Regions from separate parts of the Homo sapiens genome. Here region 2 is linked to region 1. A link is a contact called in ENCODE Hi-C or POLR2A ChIA-PET data. All regions are on one chromosome and are shown on one strand. Each heading gives the region's core, a stretch centred on a gene start or an enhancer-like site at or near the end of the contact. The rest is flanking DNA. Distances are from core to core; before and after follow the strand shown.

Region 1 (2,891 bases), core at 224-2,723:
CAGCTTTACTCTTAAGAAGAAAATGCAAATGAAACTGTAGTGGAATATTTTTTAACCTTTTACATTTGCAAAGATCAAAAAGTTTAGCGCTAGTCACGATTAAAATGATGATTGTTATTTTGTGTGCCAGCTATTATGCTAGGTACTTCAAAATATAAATATTTTTAAGGCTAACACTTTATTAGTGAGAAGATATAGACACTGTTGAATATTTGGGTATGCATCACAAAATGTCTACCGAGGGCAATTTGGCAATAGCTGTAACATTTTTTCTATCATACCTTTTGACACAGCAGTTCCATTTCCAGAAAATTATTCACACATGTAATAAACATATAAGGACATTTGTTGCAATGTTGTTAGTATTTGCAAAAGACTGAAATATACCTACATGCCCCATCAGTAAGGAACTGGTTAAATAACATTTCATCCTTACGATGTAACTTTATGCAGTCATTAAAAAGTATGAGGAAGATCTATGGGTACTGAAAGAACACCAAGATAAAATAAGTTAAAAAAAAAGCAAGGTGCAGAATAGCATGCTGTCTATCATTTGTGGTTCAAAAATGCACACGTTTACATACGCACAGTCTCTCCCAGGAAGGACACACAAGTTGCTGGGAAGAGTAGGTGCCTTTGTGGAGAGAAACTGGGTCACCATGAAACAGGGGTAAAAAGAAAATTTGTTTTTCCATTTGTAACTTTTAAATTTTATACTTATGCTTATAGTGCCTATTCAGAAATAAATATGTAGACAGATAAATGAAATTTATAGTTGTCCAAACAAAAATATATGTATCAGAATTGTAAATGGAAGATCATTCTTCTTGACTTGTAAAAATCTAGTTTGGGAGATTCTGAGTTTATGAAATTGGAAAAGCTAAAGGGTTTCCCAGCCATCCTGTCTCCATTGCTCACTCCTGCACTTCCGCACTCCATTCTATTTCCTTCTTTTGGTCACTGTGAGGCCTCTCTTTATTTGTACTATGGCTGCTGTCCAGCCCTCTTCCATCTCTATAGCCCAACTCTTTGCTTCCCAAGTATCGTGGCCTGTGTCTGCCAGCCACGGAGCCACTGAATAGGCAGCACTCCAAAAACAAGCGTCTATGAGGCCCCAGATCTTGGTGAATCCAGGTGCCAACATGGTTTTCACTACAGTTTCAGGAACACTCTACTTTCACAGACCCACCCATGACCACAGCAATCCCATTGCCAGGCATTTATTCTATGAAGACCCTCTGATGAAACATATCCTATCTTCAGACACTTCTAAACCTTTGTTGATCAAGACTGTGGCTTTAAAATGATCAGAGACTTTTTAAAAAATAATTGTAGATGTAAAACTACCTCTACTTCTACTACCATAAGGAAGCTTAGTGATTTTTTTTATGCCTTTAGCTTAGATTAACATGTGGGTAGACTCAAACACAGGGACTCATCACTGTAATTAGAAGGGAACACACCTTCTTGGACTGAACCACAGTGAAACACTTGTTTTCCTTCACCTGAGACACAGCTGAATCATAGCTTCTACCTTCAGCTACTTATTTACCTGGACTTGCATGTGATGTGCCTGAATACAATACATTCCCAGCAGGAGCGGCAAAGGGCCAGTGATGTGACAAGAGAAAGGTGTATTGAGTTTAGCTGAAACTCACAGAGACTATCTCCAGCAGGAATGATACTTGACTCCACATAAGAGTTCTAATTCTGAAAAATTGTGAAATGAGAATTTAAGTCATCATCAAACTAATGATGTCTGGGAAGTGACAAATATTAGATGGCTGATAGGGATTGTACAACCTGTTTTTGTATGTATAAATTGTGTAACAGTGTGTGGCAGTGTTTTATTGAAACAAGATTGTCCTAGCCAGTAATAAAAATGCTGTTCCCTGGCTGGGCATGGTGGTTTATGCTTTGTAATCCCAGCACTTTGGGAGGCCGAAGCAGGTGGATCACTTGAGGCCAGGAGTTCGAGACCAGCCTGGCCAACACAGCGAAACCCCGTCTCTACTAAAAATACAAAAATTAGCCAGACATGGTGGCAGGCACCTGTAATCCCAGCTACACGGGAGGCTGAGGCAGGAGAATCACTTGAACCTGGGAGGTGGAGGCTGTAGTGAGCAGAGATCACGCCATTGCACTCCAGCCTGGGTGACAAGAGTGAAACTCCATCTCAAAAAAATAAATAAATAAAAATAAAAATGCTCTCCCCTAATAGGTGAAGTCAGGTTTAGTTGTTATAAGCATGACTGTCTCACTGCTTTGAAATTTCTACTAAAAGCCTTTCAGGCAGGGACCATAACTGATGCTTAAAGTGGGTTGGAGATGGGAGGAGAAATAACCTGCCAAGGCCAAGTAAAGGTTGGTCCTGTGTCTCCAGCATTTTCTACTGCTTCTGTGGATACTTACACCTGCCAGCTCACTTACCTGTCTCATCTACAAAGCTCTGAGCACCCTGACAACAGGGACAAGTCCAGTAAATATTTGTTGAAAAAGGAGGATTGGTTTTTTGGTTTGTTTTTTCAGTTGACTCTTTTAGTCAAAGTCCGTAACAGGGCTTTGTCTTCTGGTTAAAAAATAAATAAAAACTGATTTCCTTATTTTCATGATTTAAATGAAACCTGTTCAGCTTCGTTGACCGTAACTTTAAAGTTACTAAGTGGCCTGGTTCAGCTTCATTGACAGTAACTTAAAAGTTTCCAAAAGGCCTTGAGGAAGCATTCCATTTCCCCTCCCACGCTGCTCACTCAAACACACGCTAGCCTCTGCTGCTTGAATTCTACATAGTTTCAGTCTGCTGCTGACAAGACCTCCAAGGTAAGGGACGCTTGCAGGAATAATCTTGCCTGTGTGAGGAATTAACTTGCTTGAGCCTGTAGCATCTTTAA
Region 2 (2,700 bases), core at 28-2,527, 290 kb after region 1:
ACAGGTGCGTGCCACCATGCCCAGCTAATTTTTGTATTTTAGTAGAGATGGAGTTTCACCATATTGGCCAGGCTGGTCTCCAACTCCTGACCTCGTGATCCACCCGCCTCAGCCTCCCAAAGTGCTGGGATTACAGCCGTAAGCCACCGTGCTCCGCCAACAAAAAATATTTCTTACAGTTATGGAAGCTGAGAAGTCCAAGGTCAGAGGGCTGCACTTGGTGAGGGCCTTCTTGCTGGTGGAGACTCTCTACAGAGTGACAAGGCAGTGTAGGGCATTGCATGGTGATGGGGCTGGGCATGCTAGCTCAGATCCTCCTCTTCTTATAAAGCTACCAGTCCCATTACCACACTATCCCACTAATTCATTATTCACCTCTTAAAGGTCCCACCTGTCAGTATTACCACGTTGAAAATTAAATTTCTTTTCTTTTTTAAATTTTTTTGAGATGGAGTCTCCCTCTGTCGTCCAGGCTGGAGTGCAGTGGCGTGGTCTTGGCTCATGCAATCTCTGCCTCCTCGGTTCAAGCTATTCTCCTGCCTCAGCCTCCAGAGTAGCTGGGATTATAGGTGTGCACCACCATGCCTGGCTAATTTTTGTATTTTTACTAGAGATGGGGTTTCACCATGTTGGCCAGGCTGGTATTGAACCCCTGACCTCAGGTGATCCACCTGCCTCAGCCTCCCAAAGTGCTGGGATTACAGGTGTGAGCCACCACACCTGGCCTGAAAATTAAATTTCAACATGAGTTTTGGAGGGGACAAATATTCAAATCATAGCATTTATTAATGTTAACATTTGTATGTGCACGGGGACTTTACAGAAATAAAGTGGAAACCCAAAGAGGTAGTTAGACCCAAGGGCTTATATACCATTTTAATGAAAAGCAATAACTGGTGGAGAAGTGACCAGACAGAGGAAAAAGAGTTTGGCCTTCTAAAAGTGGTAAATGGCAGGAAGGTGACCAGGAAATGTATAGTAGATAAGTGTCGTTTAGTAAGCCTTGTTATGCAAATAAGAGTCATTTTCCTCTCTCTGATATAGAAAAGGAAAACACCTTTAGAAGGAGGATTTTATGCCCTGCTTTTAGGCAGAAAGTGGGAGGACACGGAGTTCTTCCTTCATGTGCTGCTTCCTAATTGCCATCAGCTCAAAATCATCTTTATGCGGAAGTGGCATATTTGGGGGTGGCAGATTCTGATCTCCTTCAGTACCTTGAGGATTTCGTCTTGGGTCTAAAAACAGCAGGGGGCAAAAAGCCTGGCAGCTTTGATGAGAGTTTTAGTTGACTCATCATCCAACTGAAAAGAGTGGGGGTGGTGACTATTTAGGAACCCTGTGTAGGTGGAAGTGGTTGGTTTGTCGTTGTGTCTGACTCTTGCTCAGGCTTCACAGTCAGAGTAGGTTCTACTTCTCACTTGAGGCCCGCCCCCAGATCCCCAGCCCACCAGGATTTCCCTTCAGTGGCGCTTGCATTGAAGGCTACTTCTTTGGCTCCAAGCACAAAACCCAGGGATTTTTAGTGGGTTGTGGTTCTTTTTCTTTTCTTTCTTTCTTTCTCTCTCTTCTTTCTTTCTTTCTTTCTTTCTTTCTTTCTTTCTTTCTTTCTTTCTTTCTTTCTTTTTCTTTCTCTTTCTTTCTTTCTCTCCTTCCTTCCTTTCTTTTCTTTCTTCCCTCCCCCTCTCCCTCCCTCTTTCTTTTTTTATTTATTTCTTTCTTTCTCTCTCTTTTTCTTTCTCTTTCTTTCTTTCTCTCCTTCCTTTCTTCCTTCCCTTTCTTTCTTCCCTCCCTCCCTCCCTTCTTTCTTTCTCTTTCTTTTTCCTTCCTTCCTTCCTTTCTTCCCTCCCTCTCTCCTTCCTTCCTTTTTCTTTCTTTCTTTCTTTCTTTCTTTCTTTCTTTCTTTCTTTCTTTCTTTCTTTCTTCTTTCTTTCTTCCTTTCTTTCTTTTTTCTTTCTTTCTTTCCTTCCTTCCTTCCATCCTTCCTTCCTTCCTTTCTTTTCTTTCTTCCCTCCCTCTCTCCTTTCTTTCTTTCTCTTTCAGTCTTTCTTTACATTCGTTCTTTCTTTCTTCCTTTTTGAGACGGAGTCTCGCCCTGTGGCCCAGGCTGGAGTGCAATGGTGTAGTCTTGGCTCACTGCAACCTCTGCCTATCGGGTACAAGCAATTCTGCCTCAGTCTCCCGAGTACCTGGGATTACAGGTGCGCACCACCACGCTCCGCTAATTTTTTGTATCTTTAGTAGAGACGGGGTTTCACCATGTTGGCCAGGCTGGTCTCGAACTCCTGACCTCGTGATCTGCCCGCTTTGGCCCCCCAAAGTGTTGGGATTACAGGCCTGAGCCACCGCGCCTGGCTTTTTTCTTTTTTAAAATTTATTTTGATTTTTTATAGATACGCGGTCTTTCTATATTGCCAAAATTCTTGAGCTCAAGCAATCCACCCACCTCAGCCACCCAAAGTGTCGGAATTACAGGCATAAGCCACCAGGCCCACCCTGGTTGTTTTAAAAAATATATTCCTTGTTCAGTCTCCACAACTTCACTGTAGACTCTGTATTTGAAATATCTTTGTTTTTTCTTAACATACTACTTTTTATTTAATTTGACAAATATATGTTAAATAAAAAAAATTTTTTTTTGTTTTGAGATGGAGTCTTGCCTTGTCGCCCAGGCTGGAGTGCAGTGGGGCGATCTCGGCTCAC

Evidence for each region. Hi-C counts contacts between places; a loop is a spot of excess contacts on that map. ChIA-PET counts read pairs that join two places held with the same protein, here RNA polymerase II (POLR2A). Pooled maps may share reads with other maps.
Region 2: a pooled map shows a loop between it and region 1 (3-fold over the local background). The contact joins two enhancer-like sites. A Hi-C loop is called at or near these places in 2 of 50 pooled maps. POLR2A ChIA-PET finds 5 or more read pairs at or near these places in 3 of 52 experiments (WTC11, activated T-cell and naive thymus-derived CD8-positive, alpha-beta T cell).

Annotation. Positions count from the first base shown.
Region 1 is chr5:126,459,623-126,462,513 of GRCh38, forward strand. The region is part of intron 1 of GRAMD2B (GRAM domain containing 2B); the gene reads left to right. Among named protein-coding and RNA genes, the nearest start is that of GRAMD2B, 38 kb to the left of the region's middle. Within about 2 kb of position 1,474, at least 6 of the 41 ENCODE cell types and tissues checked have a DNase peak (open chromatin) inside an H3K27ac peak, as active enhancers do.
Region 2 is chr5:126,746,959-126,749,658 of GRCh38, forward strand. No RefSeq gene overlaps it. Among named protein-coding and RNA genes, the nearest start is that of LMNB1-DT, 28 kb to the right of the region's middle. RefSeq lists enhancers at 1,148-1,197, 2,330-2,700. Within about 2 kb of position 1,278, at least 9 of the 41 ENCODE cell types and tissues checked have a DNase peak (open chromatin) inside an H3K27ac peak, as active enhancers do.